Regions from separate parts of the Homo sapiens genome. Here regions 2 and 3 are each linked to region 1. A link is an interaction called in ENCODE POLR2A ChIA-PET data of the cell type or tissue named here. Cell type or tissue: A673. All regions are shown on one strand. Links, peaks and the distances in the headings refer to the core of each region. The heading gives the core; the rest is flanking DNA. Region 1 has its middle 6.9 kb from the start of ASIC1. Region 2 overlaps LOC124902930 (a long non-coding RNA gene). Region 3 overlaps LIMA1 (LIM domain and actin binding 1).

Region 1 (10,042 bases), core at 947-8,946:
AGCCAGGTGATAATGGGTAATATGGGGGCCAAGTTCTCTTGCAGTAGGGTAACCAGGGGGAAAAGGTATTAGACAAGGAGTCAAGATACCAGGATTCTAATCCCAGTTTTGTCACTAATCATGCCTGTGATGCTCTCTGGCCTCAGTATCCTTGTCTGTTAAATGATAAAGGTGAAAGATGGATTAGGCCATTTCTTTCTTTTTTTTTTTTGAGACGGAGTCTCGCTCTGTCAGCCAGGCTGGAGTGCAGTGGCGCGATCTCGGCTCACTGCAAGCTCCGCCTCCCAGGTTGATGCCATTCTCCTGCCTCAGCCTCCTGAGTAGCTGGGACTACAGGTGCCTGCCACCACTCCCGGCTAATTTTTTGTATTTTTAGTAGAGATGGGGTTTCATCATGTTAGCCAGGATGGTCTTGATCTCCTGACCTCGCGATCCGCCCACCTTGGCCTCCCAAAGTGCTGGGATTACAGGCGTGAACCACCGCACCCGGCCTGGATTAGATCATTTCTAAAGACCCTGCCAGTTCCATAAACACATGCCTGTAATCCCAGCTACTCAGGAGGCTGAGGTGAGAGGATCCCTTGAGCCCAGGAGTTCAAGTCCAGCCTGGGCAACATAGAGAGACCCTGTCTCAAATACATGCATAAATAAGGGGAGGAAGGGAAAAAAGGTTAATACTTACATAGATAACGTTGCAATTTATACCAATTTTTTTGTTTGTTTTGTTTTTGAGATGGAGTCTTGCTCTGTTGCCCAGGCTGGAGTGCCATACTGCGATCTTGACTCACTGCAACCTCCACCTCCCAAGTTCAAGTGATTCTCCTGCCTCAGCCTCCTGAGTAGCAGGAATTTACAGGCATGCACCACCACGCCCGGCTAATTTTTGTATTTTTAATAGAGATGGGGTTTCCCCATGTTGGTCAGGCTGGTCTCAAACTCCTGACCTCAAGTGATCCTCCTCCCTCGGCCTCCCAAAATGCTGGGATTACAGGCATGAGCCACTGCACCTGGTCAAAAATTTTAAGGTAAATATTATACTAGAAAAAAAAATAGGTCGGTCATGATGGCTTACACCTATAATCCCAACACTTTGTGAAGCCAAGGCAGGCAGATCACTTGAGCTCAGGAGTTCAAGACCAGCCTAGACAACATAGTGAAAGCCCGTCTCTACAAAAAATACAAAAATTAACCAGGTGTGGTGGCATGTGCTTGTAGTTCCAGCTACTCAGGAGTCTGAGGTGGAAGGATCACCTGAGCCTGGCAGGTTGAGGCTGCAGTGAACCGTGATTGTGCCTCTGCACTCCAGCCTGTGTGTCAGTGTGAGATTCTATCTCACAAGAAAAAAAAAAAAAAAGGAAGAAAGAAAGAAAAAGAAAAAAAGAAACTTCTATAATTCTGCTTCCCAGGAAAAGGGTGGAGGTTGAGCAGAAGGTGCTAGCTGCACTAGAAAGCTGAGGGCCACATGGTTAAGACAGTAGTTTCGTTTTGCAAAGGAGAGTCAAGCCTAGTCACAACAGGGTACCTTTTTTCTGTGCATTGTAGGAACCTAGGGCCACCCCAACCTTCCTTTTCTGCACCTGGCCAGGCCCCAAGTACATGAACTTAAAATTGCCAGCTTCCCCTCACACTCATCAGTGCGTCCAGTCAGCCACCATCTGCAATTTCCCCTAAGATATCCCTTTGTTTCATCAACCACTAAGACCTACAGCCCAGGTGTGTCCCAGGAGACATTCTAACACACCCAGATGGTTCCCACCTAGTTCAGGCCTTCACCACCTCCCTCCTGGGCCTCTGTAACACACTCCTGGGCCTCTGTAACTGTTCCCTTGCCTCCCACCCTCTCAGCCTAAGGGACATTCCTCCTCTCCTGTTCTTCTCCCATGTCTTTGGCCAATCTTTCTCAGGTCCCTTTGTCTTTCAGCCTCTTATCTGCGTCCGCTTTCTGTTTACCCCTTAAATTTTGATGAAACCCCGAAGGTTTCCTCCTTGACCGCTTGTACTAGTAACATAACAAAAGCCAAAACAACTAGGACTTAATGGTGCTTATAAGGTACAAAGGACTTCACGTGTTTTCATTTGATTCTATGAGGTAAGCTATTATCCCCCATTTAATAGAAGTCAATTTTGCCTTCATGGAGTGTCTGAAAACTGTCATTTCCTTTTTATTTCCATTGCCACTGCCCTAATTCAAGCTCTTAATACCACGTCTTAGACCCTTGCTTCAGCACCCTAGCTGACAATATTGTAGGTCTTAGTGGTTGATGAGAAGGAAGGGATGTAGTTCCAGTTAACCAATTGACCAAGGGCTTTCGACTTAAGTGAACCAGACCAGGCTCCACTGAGAACAGTGGTTACGTGGTGGGCTGTGCTGTAAAGATAAGGTACTCAAAACTAGAATTATTTGGAGAAAAGATTAGGGTCACACGCACACAAAACTAGAACCTATGATTGGTCTGAGCATAAAGAGGACAATTTCTGATGAAATAGGTGAAGAGCTGCATAATGAACTCCCCGAAAAATCTCCTTGGAAGCCCCACCCTGCCAGGATTTGTGTGCCCGGTCCCAAACCATCCCAATCAACTCCTTCTGCAGCCTCAGCCTGTTGGAGAAGGTAAATCTCTACTCCCTAGTTTAAGTCACAAAAAATCCTATCTCTGAAAAGAAAAAAGAATAAAAATAAAGAACATAATATTAGAAATATTAAACAGAGAAATTTAAATTCATAATGGGTGGGTGGATTTTTTTTGCAATAATTGTATTGTATGTTTCGTCTGCTTTTAAAGGTGTTTAAACCTTATAAGCGAAACTGAGGCAGGAGAATTGAGGCCAGGATTTCGGGCAATATAGAAATACCTGTATTGCCTGATTGACCTGTACTGACCGACCTGTATTGGGCAATACAGCAAGACCAACTTGGGGAATACAGCAAGATCTGGTCTCTACAAAACATACAAAAATTAGGCAGGGCGCGGTGGCTCATGCCTGTAATCCCAGCACTTTGGGAGGCCAAGGCGGGCAGATCATGAGGTCAGGAGTTCGAGACCAGCCTGACCAACATGGTGAAGGTCCATCTCTACTAAAAATACAGAAATTAGCCGGGCGTAGTGGCGCACACCTGTAATCCCAGCTACTCAGGAGGCTGAGGCAGGAGAATCGCGTGAACCTGGGAGGTGGAAGTTGCAGTGAGCGGAGATTGCCCCACTGCACTCCAGCCTGGGTGACAGAGCTAGACTCCATCTCAAAAAAACAAAAACAAAAATTAGCCAAGAGTTGTGGCACATGTCTGTAATGCTAGCTACTTGGAAGGCTGAGGAGGGAGGATTGCTTGAGCCCAGGAGTTTGAGGCTGCAGTGAACTATGATTGTGCCACTGCACTCCAGACAGGGCAACAGAGTAAGGTACTGTCTCTGAAAAAAAAAAAAAAGAAAGAAAAGAAAAACAGATTTATGAAGAGTTTGATATTTGATTTCATTTGCAATCAATGTTTAAATATTTGAGGAAACATAACCTGCTAAATTTCTGAGTTTTGATTTATTGGTTGTATAAATAGTATGGGAGTATTTGGGGAATATTACTTGAATAGAGATTAATAAATTGGACATCAAAGTACAAAAAATAACAAACATTTTTTTCCATACCCAAAAGCACCTGAGGTGTTAAAGAATTTATCCTAAGCTTCCTGTCTCTGATTTCTGGGTCTTCAATTGATCCCCATTCTATTGCTTGCATCTCTGTGACTCTATTTCCTCATCTATAAAATGGGATGATACTACCTAAGAAGGTTGTGAGGATTTAATAACTCCTTTTGAAGCACTTACTACAATGCCCAGCACATACTTGCTAAATAAATGTTGGCTGTCTTTATCTTATCCCAGTACTACCTTGATTATGCCACCTCCTGCTCAAAACCATTTAATTGCTCTCCAGTAACCCCAGGGCAAATCCAATTTCCTTTATACTTACGTCCTCACCTCTTCCTACTTCTCAGCCTTGGCCCTCACTATTTATTCCCTGCCACCTCCAGCCAACCAGACAGATTAAATTCCTCCCTATGCTTCACCCTGGTCCCCCATCATCAACATTTCTTTCATACTATCCCTCCACCTGAAATGCCTTGCCTCCCTCCCATGCCATTATGGCCATTGCAAACTCCTATCATCCTTCAAAACCCATCTCAAATATCACTTCTTCCAATATGCTTTCATGGTCATCTCCAACTCTCTCCTGCCTCTGAACTCTTTAATAGTACCTCTTTCTTGGCAAGCATCGCATTCTTTCTTGCATCAGAGCCAAACACCTATGTGTCTGGTCATCCCTGCTGACCCATAAGCTCCTTGAAGGCAGGACCCACTTCTGATTGATCTTGGGAAACACAGGGCTGCCCAGCCCAAGGCCTGGCATGTAATAGGTGCTCAGCTAACAGACGGTGGATTCTACTAGCTCTGGGTAGTTGTGTCATCTAAGCAGAAGCAGCAGGAACCTGCAGGTTTCCCAGGCCACCCTCACTGACCTGTGTAGACTATGAGGGTACAGAAAACCAACGAAGCCAGCAGTCTGTACATGCAGGGTCCACCGAGCAGATGGCAAGAAGACGGCAGAGCCAGATTCTAGGAGCATGTGGAGCTGTGTGTGCTCAGCTCATCAACATTCTCTCAGACATTTAGCCCCTCAGTCAGTCAACATTTTTTTTTTTTTTTTTTTTTGTCTATTCTGTGCCAGGCACTGTGTGAGGTGCAGCGGACACCAGCCTGGTGTCCGTTCCCAAAGAGTATGCCTATGTGCCCGGAGCTCCTGTGTGTGCACATACATGTGCCCACGTGCAAGCCCCACACGGCCTGGAGTTCCAGCTCCCGACAAGCTGAGCCTCCTGTGAGCCGAGGCTGAGAGGGCCGCCTATTACCCTGTTTCCAAACAACTCCCCTTTCTGCGCCAGCGCCGCTGCCTCTCCCGTCTGTTTGCCCCTCGCCGCCTCCTCCCTCTGTTGGGGCTGCCGCTGATGATGAAATTTGGCTTGCAACAACCTCTTCCTCCCCTTCCTGCAGGCCTGGGAGAGGATTAAGCCGCTGGAGTCTGAAATCGGAAAGATCCCAGCTTCTGCTCCCCAGCACCTCCCCTCGCCCCCTCCCCCTCCCCGCCCATGCAAAACTAGAAAATTAATCTCCCCTTCTGCCTGTGATATGGCGGGCTGCATTACAAGCTGGGCGTCGAGATAAAGCGGGGAGCCGCGGGACGGCGGCCCAGCGCCGGGGCCCCGGGTGGGGCCGGCCAGGGAGATAAGGGCCTCCCAGCCCCATGAATTATTCACCGGCACTGCCTCCTCTGGCTGGGCGGCCGCCCTGGGCGCTGAGATTGCGTCTTCCAGAGGGGCCTGGGTAGGGTGGGAGGGGGGTCCGTGGGGAAGGGCAGCAGGCTGTAGAGGGGTCTTCCTATGGGGGATGGGGAGAGGGGAGGACTGTACTTAGCTGGGGGACAGCTCAGAGACACAAGCGCCTTGAAAAGCCAACTGATGCAGGGGAAGAAGGTGTCCCCAGGCCCTGGGAAGCCCAGACCCAGCCAGAACCCCCGCAGGGGTGCTCCTTATTATACAACTCATTAAACGCTATTGAGAGGCTACAATAGCCAGACTCAGGCCAGGTCCCAGCACCCCAGAGCTAGAGAGCCAGTCCCGCCTGAGGGCGCCCTCAATACAATGCACCTACCGAATGCGGGCTGTGTTTGGACCTGGGCGCATTCCTCTCACCAGGCCTGTCTCAGCCACATTTCTCCCCCTCCGTCATCTCCTCTGGTAGTCAAGACAGCCGCTGCTCGCTCTGGGGGAGCACCCCGACTTGAGGGGGTGCAAGAGGAGGAGACAGGACAGATCTGCTCTCAGGCCAGCCAGAGCCCCCAAAACAGAGAAACCAGGGCAGGTGGTGTAGGGGGGAAGTGGGGGTCAGTGCTACCGTAGGGAGATAACCAGGGAAGTTTCCTGCGAGGGGAAATAACCCCAGGCACTATGTGAACCTTTTGTTTCTCTCCTTTCTTGCTTGTTCTCAAAGACCCAGAATTTGAAAGCAGGGAAGGACCTTAACAGTCTCTTCCCTATCTTGAAGTCTCTATCTTTCCATCTCTCCCTACCTTCTCTCTTCTCTTTCCTCTCCATCTGTCTCCACTCCTCCCTCTCACTCCATATTGTGTGTCCATCTGCCCTTTGAAGTTCTGCCTTGGCCCCGATTTCTCCACCTCTCTGTCTCTCTCTTCGAGATGGAGTGTGGCTCTGTCTCCCAGGCTGGAGTGCAGTGGCGCAATCTCGGCTCACTGCAAACCCTGCTTTCCGGGTTCAAGCAGTTCTCCCTGCCTCGGCCTCCTGAGTAGCTGGGATTACAGGCACCTACCACCATGCCCAGCTAATTTTTGTATTTTTAGTAGAGATGGGGTTTTGCCATGTTGGCCAACTCCTGCCCTCAAGTGATCCACCTGCCTCCGCCTCCCAAAGTGCTTTGGATGACAGGTGTGAGCCACCATGCCCAGCCTATTGTCTCTTTAATGATCCCTCCCTTCTGAAGTCTTGACTCCCCCAAATGGCATGTTGACACACAAATTGTAATGTGCCATAGAAGGAAGGTGGCCATCTGCTGTCCCCCAACCCCCTAATTGGGGAGAAAAAAGAAGGGTTCAACATGGTCCTGGATGTGCAGACAAACTGCTGAGACCCAGACAGAGGCAGCAGTATGGGGAGAGAGCCCCCCAGAGATGCACTGGCACAAGAAAGAGAGCCTGAGACACCGAGAGAGCCAGGAATGAGAGGTGCTGGGGAACGGTGAGGACCAGAGATCACTCCTTCAGGATTGCAGAGGCAGACACCTGCCTGACAGGCAACCTGGAACCCATGGACTCCTGTAGCAGATACAGAGCCCCATGTTCATGAACCAGTGGACAGGCACATTTGTTGAGACCCATATTCAAGTTGGAGAGGGAAAGGTGATGAATAGGAGAGGGAGAAGAGATGGGGAGTGAAGAGGGGGCTAGATTAGAAGGAGGAAGTGGGGAGGAGGAAAGGGTGAGTCCTAGAAGGATGGAGAAGACAGAGACTTGAGTGGGAAAAGGGAGAAAAGCTGAGTGGAGGAGGAGAGAAGAGATTAGAGAGAGGAATGAGAGAAAAGAGACAGGATAGCATAAGGTGGGGGAGAAAGGGTGAGGATAGCAGGTAAGTGTGGGAGTGGGGTAAGAGGAGTGTTTGGACTAGTAAAAAGAGAAAGCAGTGGAAAAGATGAGGGTTATGGGTTGGCAGGTGGTGGGGGGACAACGTTGAGTATGGAGGGTGGGGAGGCTGTGTTGCTGGGTCCCATCAGCCTTAGGTCCCCAGCCCCTTCCCAGTGCGTGCTAATTAACTCCTTAATTGTCTCTGCATTTGCTGAGCCGGCAGATGAAGTGGATGCAGACAGATTGGGGCGCGTGTGATTTCATGCACGGGGGAGCGGAGAAGAGCTGCCTGGAAATCCCAGGGGGTCTTGTCCCCCTCTTTACCCTCCCTCTTCACCCATCTCTGAGAGGCTGGAGGGCGCTTCTGCACCTAAAGCAGATGGGGCCATCTGCAAGGGAAGCATCCATGGGGAATTTGCCCCCATCAGCCTTTCAGGGATGATCATAATGCTTGCCACTATTGATGGAACACCCCCTACTGTTTGCTAGACACACATTGTTTCAACAGCATGGGCATTAGCTGGGTTTTATGGTTTCTGGAGAAAAGTGAGACTCAGGCTAGGTTACTTGCCCAGGGCCACACAGCACTGGTGTGACAGAGCTGAGATTTGAACCTAGGTGAGCACAAGGCCAAAGTCCTAAGTGGGCCCTGGCTAGATGCCTCCTGCCAGCAGAAGGAGAAATATCTTCAGGCCTGTTTCCCTCTCAGTCCGTGGTGGGGATAAAGGGTACTGAGGTCTAAGGACTGCAGGGTCCAGAGAAAACGAAGCATGGAGAAGAAGCTGGGAGGATGCTGAAGGAGCCAGTATCCTCTGTCAGGACTTGGACAAGGGGTGGGTGGGCCAGAGAAGCAGAAAGAAGTAATGAGACACTAATCACAGCCCTTGGATCCCTCAAGTGTTATCTTACTAAGGCCCTGCCAACACCAACTTCCTCTTTTCCTCATCCTTGTCCCACAAACCCCTGTCAGAGTGACTGCCCCCCTGCCTCTCTCTGCTGGCAGCCCTGGCTCAGCCTTCTATTTCACTCCTGGCCCTTGCACTAGAGTCACAAGTCAACATGTTTGTCTCTCTTTCCACACTGGGATATTTTGAGGCAAGGACTCTGCCAATCCTCACCATGTCCACAGGGCCAATCTTGGGGCTTGATCCAGGAAAACCCTCGGTGAAGGTTTGCTGCGATGTACAGGGTAGGGATGAGGGGATGTGTGTGTGCAAGGACCCATCACTTCTCAAACGAAGAAGAAACAACAGCATGAGGGATTTAGGTTGTATATAAGAAAGAACTTCCTAAGACTGGGGCCTGTGACACTATGAAACCATAATTCAGACCCATAAGTTCTGAAGAGCAAGGTTGCTCAAGATTGGCTATATGTTAAAGGCCTCAAAAAGTTGGGCGATTGTCCGGGCGCAGTGGCTCATGCCTGTAATCCCAGCACTTTGGGAGGCCAAGGTGGGTGGATCACCTGAGGTCGGGAGTTCAAGCCTACATGGTGAAACCCCCAGCTCTACAAAAGATACAAAAAATTAGCCGGGCGTCGTGGTGTGCGCCTGTAATCCCAGCTACTCGGGAGGCTGAGGCAGAAGAACCTCTTGAACCGGGGAGGCGGAGGTTGCAGTGAGCCGAGATTGTGCCATTGCACTCCAGCCTGGGCGACAGGGTGAGACCCCAACTTAAAAAAAAAAAAAAAAAAAAAGGCCGGGTATGGTGGCTCACGCCTATAATCCCAGCACTTTGGGAGGCTGAGACGGGTGGATCACAAGGTCAGGAGATTGAGACCATCCTGGCTAACACGGTGAAACCCCGTCTCTACTAAAAATACAAAAAACTTTGCCAGGTGTAGTGGCGGGTGCCTGTAGTCCCAGCTACTTGGGAGGCTGAGGCAGGAGAATGGCGTGAACCCAGGAGACTGAGCTTGCAGTGAGCCAAGATCGCGCCACAGCCCCAGAGATTCTGATTTAACTGGTCTAAAGTGGAGCCATGGCATTGCAGTTTTTTTTTTTTTTTTCTGAGACAGAGTCTCGCTCTGTTGCCCAGGCTAGAGTGCAGTGGCACGATCTCCGATCACTGCAACCTCTGTCTCCCGGGTTCAAGCACTTCTGCCTCAGCCTCCTGAGTAGCTGGGATTACAGGTGCGTGCCACCACGCCTGGCTAATTTTTGTATTTTCTGTGGAGGCAGGGTTTCACCATGTTGGCCAGGTTGGTCTCCTGACCTCAGGTGATCCACTCACCTCGGCCTCCCAAAGTGCTGGGATTGCAGGCGTGAGCCACCACGCCTGGCTGGCATTGCAGTTTTATCTTATTATTTTTATTTTTTGAAATGGAGTTTCGCTCTTGTCTCCCCGGCTAGAGTGCAATAGCACAATCTCGGCTCACTGCAACCTCCGCCTCCCAGGTTCAAATGATTCTCCTGCCTCAGCCTCTCGAGTAGCTGGGATTACAGGTGCCCGCCACCACGCCCAGCTACTTTTTGTATTTTTAGTAGAGATGGGTTTCACCATGTTGGCCAGGTTGGTCTCAAACTCCTGACCTCAGGCGATCCACCCTCCTCTGCCTCCCAAAGTGCTGGGATTACAGGAGTGAGCCACCGCGCCCAGCTGGCATTGCAGTTTTAAAAGCTCCCCAGGTGATTCGAATGTGCAGCCTGGGTTAAGAACCAGTGCCTTAGATTCTGCCCTGGTTTGGCTGCACTGGTGGTTTTACCACTAGATCCAAATGCTAATACTAATAATAGTTATTTACTTATTGGGATTTACTAGGTACATGCCAATGTACTAAGCACTTTCCATGCGTTAGCTCATGTAATCCTCGAAAAATCCTGTGAAATAAATATTATCTCTGCCTTACAGATGAGGAAAC
Region 2 (10,042 bases), core at 1,138-9,137, 120 kb before region 1:
ATGGAAAACCCAGAGTCATACAGGAAAAGACTAATACATTCAACCACATAAAAAAATTTTAAACTTCTGTATGGAAAACCACCATAGAAATGTTTTTCCAATAACTGAGGAAAATATGATATGGGGATATTTCCTTAATTTGCAAAGAAACTCATACTAATTAATATGAAAAAACAATTATTTTAATTGCTAATACTTAATGATCATTTACTATATGCTAGACACTATTTTAAGTATATGGATTATTTCATTTAATTCTCACAGTAAGTAACCCTATAAGGTAAGTGCTATTATTACTATCTCCATTTTATAGATGAGAACACTGAAGCAGTTTTTTCTAAAGATAGCTGCCTGGCACAGTGGCTCACATCTGTAGTCCCAGCATTTGGGGAGGCCAAGGCAGGTGGATCACTTGAGGCCAGGAATTCAAGACCAGCATGGCCAACATGGTAAAACCCCATCCCTACTAAAAATACAAAAATTAGCTGGGCGTGGTGGCACCTGTAATCCCAACTACTCAGGAGGCTGAGGCAGGAGAATTGCTTGAACCCAGAGGCGGAGGTTGCAGTGAGCCAAGATCACGCCACTGCACTCCAGCCTGGGCAACAGAGCAAGACTCCGTCTTGGGGAAAAAAATGCAAAAATTAGCCAGGCATGATAGTGGGCACATGTAATCCCAGCTACTTGGGAGGCTGAGGCAGGAGAATCGCTTGAACCTGGGAGGCATAGGTTGCAGTGAGCCAAGATTGCGATTGCACCACTGCACTCCAGCCTGAGTGACAGAGCAAGACTCCATCTCAAAAAAAAAAAAAAAGCCAAAGAATATATATTAGGTTGGTGCAAAAGTAATTGCAGTTTTTGCCAATACAAGTAGTTTACAGAAAGAGAAATATCAGTGGCCCATAAACATGTAGAAAGATGTTTAATAGCACTCATAATTCAAGAAATGCAAAATAAAACTAAAATTAAACATCACTTTTTCACCTTTCTGCTTGGCAAAAATGAAAACATTTGCCAATACTCAGGGATGGTGAGAAAAACTACTTATATAACTTATATAACTGTTCCTCTGTAGATTCTGAGTTCTATCCTAGTAACAGTTCATGTCACCAAAAAACTACACATTAGAACCACCTTAGCTTAGCTGCCCAGGAAAAATGCCTTCAGCCAAGTTCCATTTTAATGTTATACGCTTGGCATCTCTTGATGGTTGGCAGAAGAAATGACCACATGAAAAGCTGCATTTTTTTGTCCTGGAAAAACCACCACTAAAGGCATTGTAATCTACATTGAGTATATAAGGAAGGGCCCACACAATAAATTATCTGCAGTATTTACTACCAGGAAAGATTTACTTTCTCCTGAAGACCTGATGTGTTATTTTGCCATACGATGGTAATCATATAAACCTCTGTTTCTCGTTTCTCCTTGGCTGCTAAGAAGCTCAAAAATCACATCTGATGATCCACTCTAGTGACAACATAGCCAGGGCGATTGGCATCTGACTTCTCAACCCAACCTGACCTCATATTAGCTTTTTTCTTTTGTCTCCTCTCCCCTTCCATTAGTTTCTCTTCTTCCACTTGCTGTTTAGTTTTCTAATTCTAGCTTAACAAAATTATTATAAATGTGTGTTTTTGGAAGCTATTTCAAAATCTTTTGGAAGTAGATAGGATATGTTACAAATAGTCAAACTCCCTTAGTTTATAGATGAGAAAACTCAAGTTCTTTAGAAGTTAAATGACTTATTCCAGTGTTAATCAGCTTATATCTGTGTGCACATGTGACTCTCACTTTATTGTAAGTGTCTTAGAATTATATTTATCTCTGAGACTCTGGTGGCCAGCTTTGAGCCAAGTACATGGTAAATTGTCAATGTATATATATTGGTTGAAAAAATTCTAAGTGCTGTGAGGAAAGGGACATTTTTGCAGGGGATAAGGTCGTAGTAGGTGCTCATGAGAACTGAATTCACAACAGGGCGTGGCCTCAGCCTCTGGCCTCACCCCACCACACCCTAGCATCTCCACCACCCAGGAGTCTCAGGGCTGGGCTTCATGCAACCCATCTGCCCTACACCTGCCCGCACTCTGCCTTTGTCTCCACTATTCCACTTTGGCCCTCTTGCCTTGTCCAGTGAGTTTCCAAATATTTCTCTTTTTTTTTGAGACGGAGTCTTGCTCTGTCACCCAGGCTGGAGTGCAGTGTTGCGATCTCGGCTCACTGCAAGTTCCACCTCCTGGGTTCAAGTGATTCTCCTGCCTCAGCCTCCAGAGAAGCTGGGACTACAGGTGCCCGCCATCATGCCCGGCTAATTTTTTTTGTATTTTTAGTAGAGACGGGGGTTTCACTGTGTTAACCAGGATGGTCTCGATCTCCTGACCTCGTGATCTACCCGCCTCAGCCTCCGAAAGTGCTGGGATTAGAGGTGTGAGCCACCGTACCCAGCTGAGTTTCCAAATATTTCTGATTTCACCAGCGGGGGAAGACTGGCAGGCTCCTATATCCTCGAAGTATCCTGCCATGAGATGCCTGCAGAGTGGGGAATGGCATCACCTTTCCAACCCTGTGCAGCACCCAGTGCGAGCTGCTTATTAGTGGGAACTGGAGAGGAAGAGGAGGAAAAGGAGGACCCATGGCCATGGCTTTTTCTGTCCTTGTAACCCTCAACTGATATGTATCCCATACTTCTTGGTTGGGCAGAGGGGAGAGCAGAGGTTGACAGGTCACATTTCCCTCAGTTTTCCATCCTTCCTTCAGTGCTGGGAGAGAAAAGCATACGACATAGACAGGGAGGTCAAGCTCCACCACGCAGATGAGGTGCAGGCCACCAGTCTTCCTCTGCCACATCTCTTTCTGAAAAGGTAACCCTGCACCGCCTTCCCATTGGCTGCCACCTTGCATCCCCTACCCACAGCTCTCTACCTTGCTCTTCACCTGAGCTGCCTCTAGAAAGAGAGCTGAGGTCTGGGCAAAGCCTTCTGACAGGCTTTCTTGGGCAGGGGAGTTGGGGCGGAGGGATGAACGGTGGGAGGGAGAAGGACCAGATTTCCTGGCCTGACAGGCAGCCTGTGCTGAGAAACCATGACTGAGTAAGCCAAGCTTTGTTGGCCGCACCTGCCAAGCCACAGGGTGCCTCAGGCTTGGAGCATCCCGGAGCCAGTTACAACCCAAGACTTCAGCCTTCTGGAAGGTGTTGGGTCAGCCACCCTGAAGGACGATCCTGCCCAAGTGACATGCTTTGCTCTTCCTTCTCACCCAGGACTTCACATTCACCCTTGCAATCCATGTGGGGACACTGTTGGATAGGAGGCGTGGTCCCAGCGTGGTCTCCCTGTCTGGGCCTCTGCCTATGCCAAATGTTTGCCTTACGCTGCACACTCAAGAGGTTCCATGTATACAGATGGGAATTCCAGAGCTACAGAAAAGGCAGCAAGCACCATGATTTAAGCTAACCAGTGTGGATTCACACCTTCCTCTCTCTCTATCAGTGGCAGAACTACCAGCTAGAGTAAGAAGTGGTTGATCCAGGACCTAAACATTCTGGAAACTCTTGCCCACTTCTGGGAGAAATGACCCAATCCATAGTACTAAGCACACCTTAACTTTCGTAGGACGCAGGCAAGTTGTCATACCGTGTGCCTAAATATAGAAAAATGATCCACTGGACTAATAAAGTGTTAAATAAAATATGTCCTGACTGTCTACTTTGACAACATACTTTCATAATGACAAAACTTAAAAATGTATAAAGCTATGGTTTTTATATAGTTGAAAATTGACAAAACAGAAGACTAAATTTACTTATTATTGCACATGATGGGCGGGCTATGTTTGGTTGAGTAATAAATATATACATCATAATTTTTTTTTATTCAACAAAATTTGCTTTTCTTGCCTTTGTAATAGCAAAGCCACCAATTATGCAGTTATAATCACAATTTTATATAATTTTTGTCCTGTTGACAGTCATACTGAATTAGATAACTTTTTTTGAGTCATTATAGTTTTTAGTTTTTTATCAATTTCACTGTGGAGAAATTGTGAATTACACTCTGCGAAGGCTGGAAATTATCAATATAATTCTCAAAGCAATACTTGGATACAGAACTAAACCATGGATTTTATATGCCACGTACAAACTAAATAATGGGATGGTGTATGTTAAATTGTCACTCTCACAACAAAATTACAAAAATGTTTTTATTTCATCATACAAAGTGCTATCCTGTACATCATGAAAATTTCTTAAAGCAATATCAAACAAGTCTCAAGCTTTTTGAGGTTGGAACTCCTTTATACTCTTAAAAGTTACTGAGGACCCCAAAGACCCCTTTTGAGGACCCCTTTTGTTTATATAAATTATAACTATCAATTTTTGCCAAATTAGAAATTAAAACTGATAACTTTTAAAACCCAACACACAAGCACACATCCCATTAGTCATCAGAGTGATGGTGACATCACACACTGAGTAACTTCTGGAAAATTCCACTGTACACTCGTGAGAGAATTAGCCTGAAAAGGGCAAATGATATCTTAGCATTACAGGTTAGGTATCCCTTATCCAAAATGCTTGGGACCAGAAATGTTTTGGTTTTCAGATGTTTTCTTTGAATATTTGCACATATATCATGAGATATCTTGGGATGGGACCCAAGTCTAAACACAGAATTCACTTAGGCTTCATATACACCTAATACGCATGGCCCAAAGGTAATTTTATAAAATATTTTTGATAATTTTGAGCATGAAACAGTTTTGTCTGGATTGTGACTATGACTTGTCACATGAGGTCCTGTGTGGAATTTTCTACTTGTAGGGTCATGTTGAGTCTCAAACAGCTTGAGAATTTGGAGCATTTCAGTTTTTGGATTCTCAGGTTAGGGCTACACAACCTGTATTAGGAAAATGATTTTGACCCCCACAGACTCCTTAGAAGAGCTCAACAACTCCCAGGAATCCTCAGACCATACTTTGAGCACTGCTGCTGTAGAGTGATGGAAAGAACTGGTACCATGCTGCTACATGTTACGTCTAGACCTATAAACGTGCAAAAATATAAGAGTTAATGAGAATCATTCTTACAAAACAGTCCTCAAATGCCACATGCAGGTTTTGTGAATACTGCACTAACTCGTGTATGTCCAGGACCATGAATTGGAACAGGAAGAAATACAAGAATAGGGACACTTGGCATTTCTGGGAAAGGATACTTTGTTAGGTAGGAGTCTATTACATTCATTGGATCTGAGAAGAAAGCTTGGATGAGCTAATTCTGAATCCTTCCTGTGCCCTGCCCTGAAAGCAGTGTTGTCTCCCATGTGGCAGTTGTACAACCTACAAACCTTCCCAGCATTAGGGTTCCAGAGCTTTTGGCTTCGAGAACATAAGGTAAGAGGTGTGAAGAAGCATTTCCTTGGGGCCTGACTGGTGTTGGTCATGAGAGTGAATGTTTGGGTCCAGGCAGTGCTGTGTCCTGGGAGTCACTGGTCCGTCAGATGTCTCTGCTGTGGATATACGTGATATGGCAGAGCCCTCTAAAGCACTGGGCCAGAGCAGGAGCCCCCTGGCCTGCTTCTGAGTGCAGTGCTCCTGCATAGACTTTAGGACACAGAATCACAAAATCTCAGTCTCTGAAGGGACCTCGGTGGCCAGCCAGCCAGCCCACCACGCAGGTAGCAAATCTTCCACATGTGGTAGCAGAAGTGGTCTTGCTACGGAGGTAAGAAAGCTTAAGCTTCAGGGCCCGGCTTGCGTGGGCTCTTCTAGGACTTTGGAATAGGCCCTAGCCATGCATTCACATGGCCATATATTTTCGTATATTTTATAATTTTTATTTTTCTTAAAGAGCTCGCCGCAAGTTGTATAAGCTTCAGGAACCACACAACCCGAACCCACCTCTGCATAGCCAGGCTCTTCCTTGCCAGGCACTTCTCTTGAAGGAACATTGAGGTTTGAACCAGAAGAGCTGGATTTGAGCCACAGCTTTGTACGGACTAGCTATGTGACTTTGGAAATAATAACAACAGCTGACATTTATCAAGCTTTACTACATGTCAGTCACTGTGCTAAGCTTTTGCATGCTTCATTGCGTGTAAAATTCAGAAATGCCTTTCGACCTCTCAAAGTGTCAGTTTTCTCTTTTGTGCAATGAAAAGAACAACATCAATGTATATTTCCCGCCTCAGTTCTGTGCATGACCTGAGGGCGGGCCCTGCCTTAGTCACCACTGTGTCCCCATCACCCAGCCCAGTGTCTGGCCCCCAACTCAGTGATGTCGAGGAGGTATGCAAGTGCCTCATGGCTGTGCTGACAAAGGCAGTCATCACGTGCACTTTGGAGGCTGGCAGCTTAGTAGTGTGAGCTTGAAGGTCTTTTCTCCTGAGGTCAGAATCTCCACCATTTCCAAATCTAGAAACCTGGGTAAGTTGCTAACCTGTAAAAGGGAGTAATAACACTGGTAACTACCTCCTAGGACTGTTCGGAGGATGCAGTAGGTAATCTACCTAAAGCACCTAACACATGACACATAGAAAGTATTTAAGACATGGTAACTATTACTTACTAGGCAGGCAACTTCACTTTTGGACAGACAGATTTATTATAAAACACCTCCTACCTTGGCAAGGGCAAGGGCAAGGGCAAGGACCGTGTCTTGCCTAGATTCTTTTTTTTTTTTTTTTTTTTTTTTTTTTTTTGAAATGGGGTCCTGCTCTATCACCCAGGCTGGAGTGCAGTGGCACAATCTTGACTCCCTGCAACCTCTGCCCCCCGAGCTCAAGTGATCCTCCAGCCTCAGCCTCTTGAGTAGCTGGGATAACAGACCCACACCACCATGCCTGGCAAATTTTTTTATTTTTATTTATTTATTTATTTATTGGTAGAGACAGGGCTTTCACCATGTTGCCCAGGATGGTCTTGAACTCCTGAGCTCAAGTGATCCAGCCGCCTCAGCCTCCCAAAGTGCTGCGATTACAGGTGTGAGCCACAGCACCCAGCTAATTTCTCTTCTTTTTTAAAATATTTGTTTCCAAATTTACCATGATAACCATGAATTACTTTTTTATTGAATGTCTTAGTCCATTTTGTGTTGCTATAAAGGAATACCTGAGGCTGGGTAATTTATAAAGAAAAGAGGTTAATTTGGCTCATGGTTCTACAGGCTGTACAAGAATCATGGCACCAGCATCTACTTCTGGTGAGGGCCTCAGCCCACTTCCATTCATGGGGGAAGGCAAACAGGAGCTGGTGTGTCTGGAGATCACACGGGGAGAGACCAACTGAGAGGAGAGAGAGCCAGGCCCTTTTTAACAACCAGCTCTCGCAGGAACTAACAGACCAAGAACTCCCCGGTTACCGCACCAAGCCATTCATGAGGGATCTGCCACCGTGACTCAAACATCTCCCATTAGGCCTCACCTCCAACACTGGAGATCAAATTTCTTTAAAAAGAATTTTTTTTTTTCTTTTTAGTATCTTTTCTTCAGACCAGAGGGGATCAAATTTCAGCATGAGATTTGGAAGGGTCAAATATCCAAAGCATTGCACTGAGACAAAATTCATATAATGTAAAATTTACTCCTTTTGTTTTTTTGTTTTTTTGTTTTTTTGTTTTTGAGACTGAGTCTCACTCTTGTCACCCAGGCTGGAGTGCAGTGGCACGATCTTGGCTCACTGCAAGCTCCGCCTCCTGGGTTCAAGTGATTCTCCTGCCTCAGCCTCCCGAGTAGCTGGGATTTACAGGCATGTGTCACCACACCCGGCTAATTTTTGTATTTTTGGTAGGGACGAGGTTTCACCATGTTGGCCAGGCTGGTCTCGAACTCCTGACCTCAGGTGATCCGCCCACCTCGGTCTCCCAAAGTGTTGGGATTACAGGCGTGAGCCACTGCGCCCAACCACAAATGTACCCTTTTAAAGTGTAATTCAGTGGTCTTTAGTATATTCACAAAATTGTGCAACCATCACCACTACCTAATTCCAGAACATTTTCATCACCTCCAAAACAAACCCCACACCCATTAGCAATTATTTCCTGTTATTCCTCTCCCTGGCCCCTGCAACCACAACTCTACTTACTATCTCCGTGTATTTGCCTACTCAGGATATTTCATATAAATGGAATCATGAAATATGTGACCTTTTGTGATTGGCTTATTTCACTTAGCATAATGTCTTCAAGGCTCATCTATGTTATAACATGTGTCAGAATTTCCTTCCTTCTTAAAGCTAAATAATATTCCATTGTATGGACATACCACACTGTGTTTATCCATTCCTCTGTTGGTGGACACTTGAGTTGTTTCTCCCTTTTGGCCACTGTGAATAATGCTGCTATGAAAACTGGCATACAGTGATCTGCTTGAGCGTCTGTTTTCAGTTCTTTGGGGTACCCTAGTAGTGGAAGTGCAATACAGCAATTCTATATTTAGCTTTTTGAGAAAATACCACATTGTTTTCCACAGCAGCTGCACAATTTTACATCCCCGCCAGCAATGTATGAGGGTTGTGATGTCTTCACATCCCTGTCAATATTTGTTAGTGTCTGTTTTTATTATAGCCATGATAGTGGGTGTGAAGTAGTATCCTATCGTGGTTCTTATTTGCATTTTCCTAGTGACTAATGATGTTGAGCATCTTTTTATATGCTTATTATTATTAGCCATTTGTATCTATATTTTGGAAAAATAACTATTCACATCCTTTGCCCCTTTTTAAATTGAGTTGCGTTTTTATTGTTGTGTTGTAAGAGTTCCTTAGATATTTTGGAAACTAGATCTTTATCAGATATATGATTGGCTAATATCGCCTCCCATTCTATCAGTTGTTTTTTCATTTTCTCGATGGTGTCCTCTGAAGCACAAAAGTTTTAAATTTTGACGAAGTCCAATTTATCTTTTTTAACTTGTACTTTGGATGTCTGAATTGCCTAATTTGCCTAATTAAAGGTCGAAGAGACTTACCTCTATGTTTTCTGAGAATTTTATTATTTTTATTTATTTAATTTTTGTAGAGATGGCATCTCACTATGTTGCCCAGGTTGGTCCTGAACTCCTGGCCTCAAGTGATCCTCCTGCCTCAGTCTCCCAAAGTGTAGGGATTACAGGCATGAGCCACCAAGGTTGGCTGTGTTTTAGGAGAGTTTTAAGTTTTACCTCTTACACTTAGGTCTTTGGTCATTTTTAGTTAATTTTTGTTTAGGGGTCCAGATTCACTCTTTTGCATGTAGATATGCAGTTTCCCAGGATCATTTATTGAAAAGACTACTATTTCTCTTTTTTCCCATTACCCTGGCACCTTTGTTGAAAATCAATTGCCCCTAAATATATGGGTTTATTTCTAGACTATCAATTCTATTCCATTGATCTATGATATCTATCCTTATGCCAGTTACACACAGTCTTGATACAGAGTATGAATGTAGCTTTGTAGTAAGTTTTAAAATCAGGAGCCGGTGTGGTGGTGCACACCTCTAATCTCAGCTACTTAGAAGGCTGAGGTGGGAGGATCTCTTGAGCCCAGGAGTTTGAGACCAGCCTGAGCAACATAGCAAGACCCTGTCTCAAAAAAAAAAAATTAAATTAAAAATAAAAATAAATTCACGTATTTGAAAGTGGCAGAACCAGGTGTGACCCCAGGACCCTGCTATAAACAAAAGTTTTAAAATCAAAAAGTGTGATTCCTACAACTTCATTCTCCTTTTTCAAGATTGCTTTGGCCATTCTAAAGCACGAATTACTTGCATAGAAGGGAAAAAATATGTTGCTATTAACAAAATCCTGCATATTCATGTCATTCCAAACCAAATGCTATGTCCTCTAGGGAACTTTCCCCAGGCTCACCATTCGGAATATGCCTTCCTCTGGACATTTCGTTAGTATGCCTCTTATAGTGTCTTGTATTCAAATGAGGCTGCTGGGATCTCCAATCTTATTGGAAGGTAAGCTTGTTGAGGGCAGGGGTCTTGTTCACTTGAAAGTATTCCCCAGGCCAGGCACGGTGGCTCACGCCTATAACCTCAGCACTTTGGGAGGCCGAA
Region 3 (10,042 bases), core at 654-8,653, 190 kb after region 1:
AGTGATTGTACAATAATATGAATGTACTTAATGCCACTGAACTGTGTTCTTAAAAGTGGTTGGCCAGGTGCAGTGGCTCACGCCTGTAATCCCAGCACTTTGGGAGGCCAAGGCGGGCGGATCTCCTGAGGTCAGGAGTTTAAGGCCAGCCTGGCCAACATGGTGAAACCCCATCTCTACTAAAAATATAAAGATTAGCTGGGCATGGTGGCTCATGCCTGTAGTCCCAGCAACTCGAGCGGCTGAGGCACGAGAATCCTTTGAATCTGGGAGGTGGAGGTTGCAGTAAGCTGAGATCACACCACCGCACTCCAGCCTGGGCAACAGAGTGAGACTCGGTCTCAAAAAAAAAAGAAAAAAAGTGGTTAAAATGGTAAATTTTATGTTATATACTGTGTATTTTACCACAGTTAAAACAAAACAGTATGATACTGGCATAAAGACAGATATACAGACCAATGGAACAGAACACACAGCCCAGAAATAAACCCTTACATGTATGGTCAGATAATTTTTTGACAAGGGTGCCAAGACCATCCAGTGGGGAAAGGAAAATCTTTTCAACAAATGGTGCTAGGAAAACTGGATAGCCACATGCAAAAAAATGAAATTGGACTACCATATACAAAAATTAAGTCAAATGGATCAAAGACCTAACTATAAGAGCTGAAACTATAAAACTCTTGGTTGAAACATATGGGAAAAGTCTCATGACACTGGATTTGGCAATGATTTTTTGAAATTTATTTTTTGTCGTTTTTCTTTCTTATTCTTGTTTTTCTTATTTTTTCATCTTATTTTAATTTTTTATTATCTTTTGATCATCTCATCATTACAAGATTTGGTAATGCCTTATTGGAATACAACACCAAAAGCACAGGCACAAAAGAAAAAACAAACTAGACTTCAGTAAAATTAAAAACTTTTCTGAGGCTTGGCATGGTGGCTCACACCTGTAATCTCAGCACTTTGGGAGGCCAAGGTGGGCGGATCATGTGAGGTCAGGAGTTCAAGACCAGCCTGGCCAACATGACGAAACCTTGTCTCTACTAAAAATACAAAAATTAGCCAGGTGTGGTGGTGGGCACCTATAATCCCCGCTACTTGGGAGGCTGAGGCTGGTGAATCATTTGAACCCAGGAGGTGGAGATTGCAGTGAGCCGAGATTGCGCCACTGCACTCCAGCCCTGGCGACAAAGCAAGACTCTGTCTCAAAAAAAACAAAACAAAACAAACAAAAAAAGACAAAAAAAACTTTTGCGCATCAAAGAACACTATCAACAAGCCGGGTGCAGTGGCTCATGACTGTAATCCCAGCACTTTGGCAGGCCGAGGCAGGTGGATCACTTGAGGTCAGTCAAGACTGGCCAACATGGTAAAACCCCGTCTCTACTAAAAATATAAAAATTAGCTGGGTGTGGTGGTGGGTACCTGTAATCCCAGCTATTGAGGAGGCTGAGGCAGGAGAATCGCTTGAACCTGGTAGGTGGAGGTTGCAGTGAGCTGAGATTGCACCACTGCACTCCAGCCTGGGCGACAGAGCGAGGCTCTGTCTCACGAAGAAAAAAAAAATCATGAAGAAAAAAAAAAAGAACATTATCAACAAAGTGAAAAGTTCCCATGGAGTGGGAGAAAATATTTGCAACTCATATTTGAGTTTTAAGTAACAAAAATGAGATAATGTGATACATACTATTCTGCTTCTCCCTTTCTCCATTTCAGAGAGAAATTCAGAGAAGCTGACATTTTCATTCGAGAAATACTTATTGCTGTCTACTATGTTCCAAGCACTAGAGAAAAAGTAACGAAAGAAATAACCAAAACAGACATAATATCTGCTCTCCGATGCTTACAATTTAGACACTAAAAACAGAAGCACACAAATATACATACACATACACACACACAGAGTGGTAAGTCCTTTGAAAAAAAAGAACAGGGTATTATTAAATAACAAAGGAACACAATTGAGAAAGGAAGAGGAAATCAAGGAAAGCCTCACTTATATTAATTAGCCTGATTTGATAATTCTACAATGTATTCATGTATTAAAACATCACATTGGCTGGATGTGGTAGTTCATGCCTGTAATCCCAGCACTTTGGGAGGCTGAGTCGAGTAGATCACTTGAGGCCAGGAGTTAAGACTGGCCTGGGCAACATGGAGAAACCTCGTCTCTATTAAAAAGACAAAAATTAGCCACCAGGCACGTTGGTGCACACCTGTAGTTTCAGCTACTCGGAGACTGAGGTGGGAGGATCGCTTGAACCTGGGAAGAGGAAGTTGCAGTGAGCCAAGATAGCACCACCACACTCCAGCCTGGGTGATAAAGCGAGACTCTGTCTCAAAAAACAAACAAAAAACCATCACATTGGACCCCATACATATGTAAAATTATTCTTTGTCAGCTAAAAACAAATGGATGAGTACGATGGCTCAAGCCTGTGATCCCAGCACTTTGGGAGGCCAAGGCAGGCCAATCACTTGAGCCCGGGAGTTTGAGAAAAGCCTAGGCAACATGGCGAGACCCCATCTCTTAAAAAAAAAATAACTAGCAGGGCTTGGTGGCATGCGCCTGTAGTCCCAGTTACTCAGGAAGCTGAGGTGGGAGGATCACCTGAGCCCAGGAATTTGAGGATGCAGTGTGCCGTGATGGCGCCACTGCACTCCAGCCTGGGCAACAGAGTGAGACTCTATCTCAAAATAACATAACATAACATAACATAACATAACATAACATAACATAACATAACATAACATAACATAAAATAAAAAATTTTTAAAAGGAGCGCCTCACTGAGAAAATGACCTGTAGGCTGAGATGTGAAGTTTGACCAGATGAAGTTAGCCAGACAAAAGGAAGGGAGGAAAGCATACCAGGAACAGAAAAACACCATGCATAAAGGCCTCAAGGCAAGAAAGTGTCTCATGTATATAGGGTGCACAAAGAACTCTAGTGTTGCAGAAGCTCACTGAGAGGGGAAAGGGCAGGCAATGAGGCGGGAGGCAGGGATGGGCCATGCAGGTAATGCTAAGGACTTTGAATTTAATGGTAGGATGGTCACTGATTCAATTCGTGTTTTTAAAGAGTGCTCTGGAGTGTGGAGAATGGACTGGAGGGGCTGAGAATGGAGGTGGCATTAATGAGAGATAATGCTGGCTGGGCTGCAGAGATAATGGCACTAGAGATAAAGAAAAGTGAATAGATTTGAGATATATTTCGAGAAAGAATCAGTAGGGTAGTAATCAGATGGGGAAGAGAGAATGATTCCTAGGTTTCTGGCAGCTGAGTCAATGGAAGTAATGCTTCCTGGGACGAGGAATTGTGAAAGAAGAGCAAATTTGGAAACGGGGAAGATCAAGAGTTCAATGCTAGCCATGTTAACTAAAACATCCATTTGGTGGTAGCAGTGATGAGATGCATGTGTCCGGAGCTCAGAAGAAAGCTCTGAGCTAGTTGTATGCATTTAGAACTTGCGTGCCCATGGATGGTATTAAAGCCACAGGAGTAGATGACATCTGCAAGCAGTGTGTAGTGTGAGAAGATGCCTGGAACTCAGTCCTGGAGACTCGAACATTTCAGCAGTCAGAACAAATGATAAGAGAGACTGACAAGGAAGAGAGAGAGAGGGAGGAAGAAAATGATGAGACTGCCAGAGAAGCCAAGAGAAGCAAAAATGTGGGAGGGAAAAAGTGGTGAGAGTTCATGTAAGATAAAGGCCAAGAAACATCCCTTTGATTTAGCAACATGGAAGTGTTTGGTAATCTTGACAATCCTCTCTCATTATAATTAATTCACCCATATTCCTTTAATGGGCATTTGGATTGTTTCCAGTTTTTCACCATTGCAAATAACGCTTTGGGGAATGTCCTTTTACGTATATTTTTCCCACTTGTACTAATATATCTGTCTAAGAGATTCCCTAAAAGTGAGAATTCAGGGATACAGTGGATTGTAGCTATTATAAAAAGGAACTTAGAACTGGCCTTGAACTTGCGTTTCCACACCCCTTGGATAATCATCTACAGTATATTACAGCAATAATACAATATATGAAAACTAGAACCAATTGGCAGACAGGTTTATATTTAGCCAACTGTTCTCCAAGGCAAGGTATTTACATTGTGGTTAGTTGAGTAAATAAGCTCAGAGGTTCCCTTCCCTTTAGTGTCTAATAGAAACATAGATTAAAAAAAAATCAAAATAGTTCCCATCTTTAGCCTTGTCCTTTTAGCATGGAGGCATCTGTAAGACCAGGTGTATACACCAAAGGCTGTCTTTAATCCTGTTCTCAAACCCCTACTCAAATATCTCCACCTTTTATTTGTAATGAAGTTCCTGCTAAATAGTAGATAACAGGGAGAAAGGCTCTACACCACCTCTTTCTTCCAAGTTAGATCCCTGGTACTTTTATATTTTGTACTCTTAGATTGCCACAAGACTGAGGCTCAATACTTCTGAATTCCGTGTTCAGGCCTCAGACTTTTCTCAGAGGCCCTTACAGCAACTAGCATTCTTCTGACACAAAATGTGAAGGACACAAAATGGGGGCACCATTTTGAAGATCCAAATTTGAGAAAATAAAACATTTACAATAAAATTTCTGTAATTAAAATTTTGTTCCTCTTTCCTTCCCAGATTTTTTTTTTTTTTTTTTTTTTTTTTTTTTTTTTTTTTTGCGGTCCAGCCTCCTTTTCTTTACATAAGGAATTTAATCTTGCAACAGCTCACTAATGCTCAGCTGTGGGGCAGGCAGCTGATGGAGGACGCTAAAATTATCTGGGGAGTAATAACAGTGTCTCAAATTTTTCTAGGGCCAGAAAACAGAGTTCCTGAGCCATGACTCTTGCTTGTATGCCCTCAAATAGAGCAAAGGGAATGCTGAGCCAAAAAGGGAAAACAGAAACTCCCAAGGTTTAAGCAATGTATTTTCTTCTGGAAAAATTTCACCACTAAAATGTTACAGAGAAGCGAAAGAAGAGGAAGTTAACCAGGCTGACTTGAAGGTCAATTTTTTTCTTATTGAAGGAAGAATAGTCACAGAAAACTAAATATGAACGCTCTTTGTTTTTTTTTTTTAAGATAGGTTCTCACTCTGTCACCCAGGCTGGAAGGCAGTGGTGCAATCATAGTTCACTGCAGCCTTGAGCTTCTGGACTCAAGTGATCCTCTCTACCCGGCCTCCTCCTGTTTCCTGGAACTAGGAATGGGTAAAGTTATAACAAAAACAGGAGAAGCTGTGATAAGGTAGAGGCATGCTGGCAGGGGGTTAGGTTAGGGATCTTCATGCTGTGATCATCAATTCTACCATCTTGGTGTATGACCTTCAGTCATAATTGCTAATCCTCAAGCTCCTAATCTGTCAAAGGAATAGGGCAAATGCTAGCCAGACCAGTGGTTTCAAGCTCTGCTAGCTGCAGAACCCTCTCTTCAAATGCTGTCTTACGCAGAACCTAACCTTTACAAGGGATCAAAGCAGGATTGCTGGAATGGAAAATCTAAAGAGCTGGGCCTGGGATCTGGGACTGGGATCTGGGCCTGGGATCTGGGCTTGGGTTTAGCCCTTAGGGTGTTCCAGTTGTTGGAGAACTGGCCCTGAGATTCCTCTGAAGACTTCAATTAAGATAGTTTAAAAACTACCAGGCTAGATTCTCTTTAATTCCAAAAATGTATGAGTCAAACAAATTCCACCCAAAGAGTCAACTGTTATCAAATGAAGGATCATATTATGCTGAAGTCAGTGGTGAGTGAAACCAAAGCTAGCTATTCAAATGGATGTATCAATAGGAACTTCTTACCTCAAATTTAACGACTGTTATAGAGGCTTAGTCAGAGAAATAAGCCTGCAGCTATAAAGGACCATGGGACACAAGCTCTGATGCTAGAAAAAGTACTCTTCTATACATATAAACACAAAATGCACTGTTAACAATTAGAAAGTAAAGCTGACTTATCTACAAACATCAGCTAGATTAAGCTTCCTCCAAACAACAATTTCATATTAATCTCTGATCAGAGACCTCCTAAGTTTTCCTACTGTTTTTAGCTAGGCTTGTATAGGACTCACTATTTGCAAACCCCATAAATATAAAGCCACTAGGTGTTGGAAACAGACATTAGTATATGCTTTGTGGAAAATAGTCCTGTAGTCTACAGCCATACCACCCTCAACGCGCCTGATCTCAACTGATCTCGGAAAATAGTCCTGCAGTCTTCTTTGGGAAGCTGCAGTGAGTGAACCTTACAAACCTTAAGTAATATTAGCAACGTGTTTCCACTGAGTATAAAACCTAGAACAGAAATCCAGGCTGATTCCCTGGTTTTCACTCCTTTCAGTATATACCACCACCTGTCCTACTTCTATGCCTTTACCTCCTGTTGCTCCCCTTCCTCTGGAATGTCTTCAGCATTCTCCAAGCCTACCAAATAACTCTATTCATCTTTCCAAACCAGTTCCATGTGTTAAGCACATCAGAAGAAAAATATGTGACAGGAACAAACTCAAATATTAACTTCAGCAGGTTACTTCCTTTACCTCAGTTTTCTCAACTATAAAAGAGGGGTAAAGCCCCTTCCTCATATAGTTTTTGTTAGGATTCAAAATAGTATATATTTTATATATTTCTTTTTTTTTTTCTGAGACGGAGTCTCACTCTGTTGCCCAGGCTGGAGTGCAGTGGCATGATCTTGGCTCACCACAACCTCCGCCTCCCAGGCTCCAGTGATTCTTCCACCTCAGCCTCCCAAGTAGCTGGGATTACAGGCACGCACCACCACCGCCCAGCTAAATTTTTGTATTTTTTTGTATTATTATTATTTTTTGAGACAGAGTCTCGCTCTGTAGCCCAGGCTGGAGTGCAGTGGCGTGATCTCGGCTCACTGCAACCTCCGCCCCCCAGGTCCCAGTTAAGCAATTCTCCTGCCTCAGCCTCCCGAGTAGCTGGGATTACAGGCATGGGCCACGATGCCCAGCTAATTTTTGTATTTTTTAGTAGAGATAGGGTTTCACCACGTTGGCCAGGCTGGTCTTGAACTCCTGACCTCGTGATCTGCCCGCCTCAGCCTCCCAAAGTACTGGGATTACAGGTGTGAGCCATTGCGCCCAGCCATTTTTTTGTATTTTTAGTAGAGATGGGGTTTCACCATGTTGGGCAGGCTTGTCTTGAACTCCTGACCTCAAATGATCCACCTGCCATGGCCTCCCAAAGTGCTGAGATTACAGGCATGAGCCAGCGTGCCCAGCCAAAATAGTATGTGTTTCTATCAAGGGTCTAGCATGGTGCCTGGCACACTGATTGTAATTAATGGGTTCAGGATTGACAGTTTTGCAATCCTTTCAGCCTTCATGGAGAAAAGACAGTGAACCCAGTATACCATGAGAAGGACCTGTGAGATCCCTCTGCACTTTCTCTCTGCAAGATTAAGAAGGCCCTAAAGATGAAGCCTTTTCCAACCTCTTAACTCTCCTTAGTGCTACTATAGGACCCAAATCCTAATGAGAACTGGCTGGGCTGGACAATGACAGAATAGAGTGGTGAGAAAGGCACTGGGGAAGAGGTGAGAGCCTCACTGAAGTGACTGAGCTGGGCAAGGAAGAAAGTGAGGCCAGGAAGGGGACTGACATCCAGGGCTGGGTGTCCTGGTGAGGTCAAAACACAGGGTCACTGGGAATAAGAGTTAAACAAGTGGAAAAACAGAAGGCTCCAATCAAACAGTAGGTTCTCCAAATGCATCATTTCAGAGAAGGATTCTGAGTGATAGGTTGAGACGGGAGGCAGAGGCATGGGAGACAACATGCAGGTTGCAGAAACAGGGAAGATCAAGAAATTATGAGTCCAGGTTGGGCACAGTGGTTCACACCTGTAATCCCAGCACTTTGGGAGGCTGAGGCAGGAGGATCGCTTGAATCCAGGAGTTCAAGACCAGCCTGGGCAACATAGTGAGACGCTGTCTTTACAAAAATAAAAAATTAGACGGGCATGGTGGTGCATGCCTGTGGTCCCAGCTACTTGGGAGGCTGAGGCAGGAGGACTGCTTGAGCCTGGGAGGTCGAGTCTGCAGTGAACCATAATTGCACCACTGCACTCTAGCCTGGGCGACAGAGTATGACCCTGTCTCAAAAAAAAAAAAAAAAGAGAGAGAGAGAAAAAGAAAAGAAATTATGAGCCCAAAGTATCAGACAGGTCACTGATGTGGACCCAGTGATCCTTTAATGAGGACACCATTGGTGCCAATGGCCCTGGGGGACATTTAGACACATGTGTTAGAATCTTGTTGGGTTTTCTCCCCTATCACTTTTTTTTTTCTTTTTTGGTTGTCACAATGTCATGGGTTCATTTAGAGGAGGGCATGATGATGAATACCCTGCATGGGGAAGATCTGCCTTACCCCAAATGCTACAGCACCCCCAGTGAGAAACACTAAAAAAAAAAAATGATGCTAGAAGCCAGCGTCCCCTGGAGGCTGGCACGCCACTGCAATGAAGGGGAGGATAACAGTGCATTATAGTTAGATGTGAGCCTGAAAGCACATGTCTAGAACTTCAGAAGCAGGCATGAGAAACAATGAATGGGAAACATTATTGGAGATATAGAAGAGTAGCAACCCTGGCCCCCAAAATATTTCAGGGAAGCATGTGCAGAAGGAGCAGGCAGCCAGGCCGGGCGTGGTGGCTCACGCCTGTAATCCCAGCACTTTGGGAGGTCGAGGTGGGCAGATCATGAGGTCAGGAGTTCAAGACCAGCCTGACCAATATGATGAAATCCCATCTCTACTAAAAATACAAAAATTAGCCGGGCATGGTGACATGTGCCTGTAATCCCAGCTACTCGGGAGGCTGAGGCAGGAGAATCGCTTGAACCCAGGAGGCGGAGGTTGCAGTGAGCTGAGATTGCACTATTGCACTCCAGTCTGGGTGACAGAGTGAGACTCCATCTCAAAAAAAAAAAAAAAAAAAGAAAGAGCAGGCAGCCACTGCTCAAACACAGAATGCATGTCATGCATGTCAAGGGAAAGCCAAGTTTAGTTAAAGACAGGTGGGGCTAAGGAGGGTGAAAAGGGTAAGAACGTGGAGAAGTTTCTGTGCAGGACAGGGAGTTTCCAAGTCCCATAATCACATCTCAACACCGTCTGATATCCTTCCCTTTCTCTCTATTCCTGTTCCCCCTTGACCCCCAACAGCTTTCACTTGGGTTCCCAAGAGAGCCTCATAAATTGTCTCCATGTTACCAATCTCTCACCTTTCTAATATAGCTTTACACTGTTGCCAGAAGGCTTTTTCTAAAATACCGGTCTGATCATGTCACTCTCCCCACATGAAAACCAATTGCGTTCCCTGGTTTTCTTACTAAATCCTAACCTTAGCAGAGCATCCGAGGTCTTCCATCTGGCCCTAAATGAATTACACCAGTTCCTTCTCCCTTCTGTATTTTTCCATGGCAGACTGCTTGCTTTCCTATTCCCTTTATTCGTGTTCAGCTTCCATAATCCTTTGCTTCAATCTCCTATCTTAGACTCGACTCATTCCACTTCAAGCTCACTGCTTTGACTCCACAAGTCCATCCCTTCCACTACCAGTGCTTCTTAAACTTCCCTGAAGGTAAAAATTACCTGGGATACTTGTTAAAAACATAATTTCCTGGACTCTATCCACACATACTGAATCAGAATATAGGATGATTTTAAAACATGTCCAGGCCAGGCACAGTGGTGTGTGCCTATAGTCCCAGCTACTCAGAAGGCTGAGGTGGGAGGATTGCTTGAGCCCAGGAGTTTGAGGCTGCACTGAGCTGTGTGGTCACACCACTGCACTCCAGCCTGGGTGACAGAGTGAAACCCTGTCTCAACATTTTTTTTTTAATTAAAAAAATTTAAAATGTCCAAAAAATTCTGACATTCCTCCTATCAGAGAAGGTGGAGTCAAATTGCCCTTCCCCGAAATGAGTCAGCTTTAGTGACTCACTTCTAATGAAGTGAATGTGGTAAAAGTGATACTGTATGACTTCCGAGGCTAGGTCATAAAAGGCAACACAACTTTGAACT

What was found. ChIA-PET counts read pairs that join two places held together with the same protein. Peaks named below come from ENCODE experiments on the same cell type or tissue, not always from the same donor. Only the 100,000 strongest peaks of a DNase experiment are listed, where the experiment ranks them.
Region 2: POLR2A ChIA-PET joins it to region 1 with 10 read pairs; 6 of 35 experiments call an interaction of 5 or more read pairs at or near these places.
Region 3: POLR2A ChIA-PET joins it to region 1 with 11 read pairs; 3 of 35 experiments call an interaction of 5 or more read pairs at or near these places.

What each region holds. Positions count from the first base shown.
Region 1 is chr12:50,045,678-50,055,719 of GRCh38, forward strand. No RefSeq gene overlaps it. Among named protein-coding and RNA genes, the nearest start is that of ASIC1, 6.9 kb to the right of the region's middle. RefSeq lists an enhancer at 5,307-6,235. In A673, for the core only: no CTCF peak of the experiment used is centred there; a DNase peak (open chromatin) is centred at 5,024; H3K4me3 peaks cover 324 bases; H3K27ac peaks cover 1,669 bases.
Region 2 is chr12:49,926,635-49,936,676 of GRCh38, forward strand. It overlaps LOC124902930 (a long non-coding RNA gene), which reads right to left. Exons shown (of 2, transcript XR_007063302.1): 2 at 4,190-6,439. Among named protein-coding and RNA genes, the nearest start is that of AQP2, 19 kb to the right of the region's middle. In A673, for the core only: no CTCF peak of the experiment used is centred there; no DNase peak of the experiment used is centred there.
Region 3 is chr12:50,237,294-50,247,335 of GRCh38, forward strand. All of the region lies in intron 2 of LIMA1 (LIM domain and actin binding 1), which reads right to left. Among named protein-coding and RNA genes, the nearest start is that of MIR1293, 8.1 kb to the left of the region's middle. RefSeq lists a silencer at 9,677-9,726. In A673, for the core only: no CTCF peak of the experiment used is centred there; no DNase peak of the experiment used is centred there.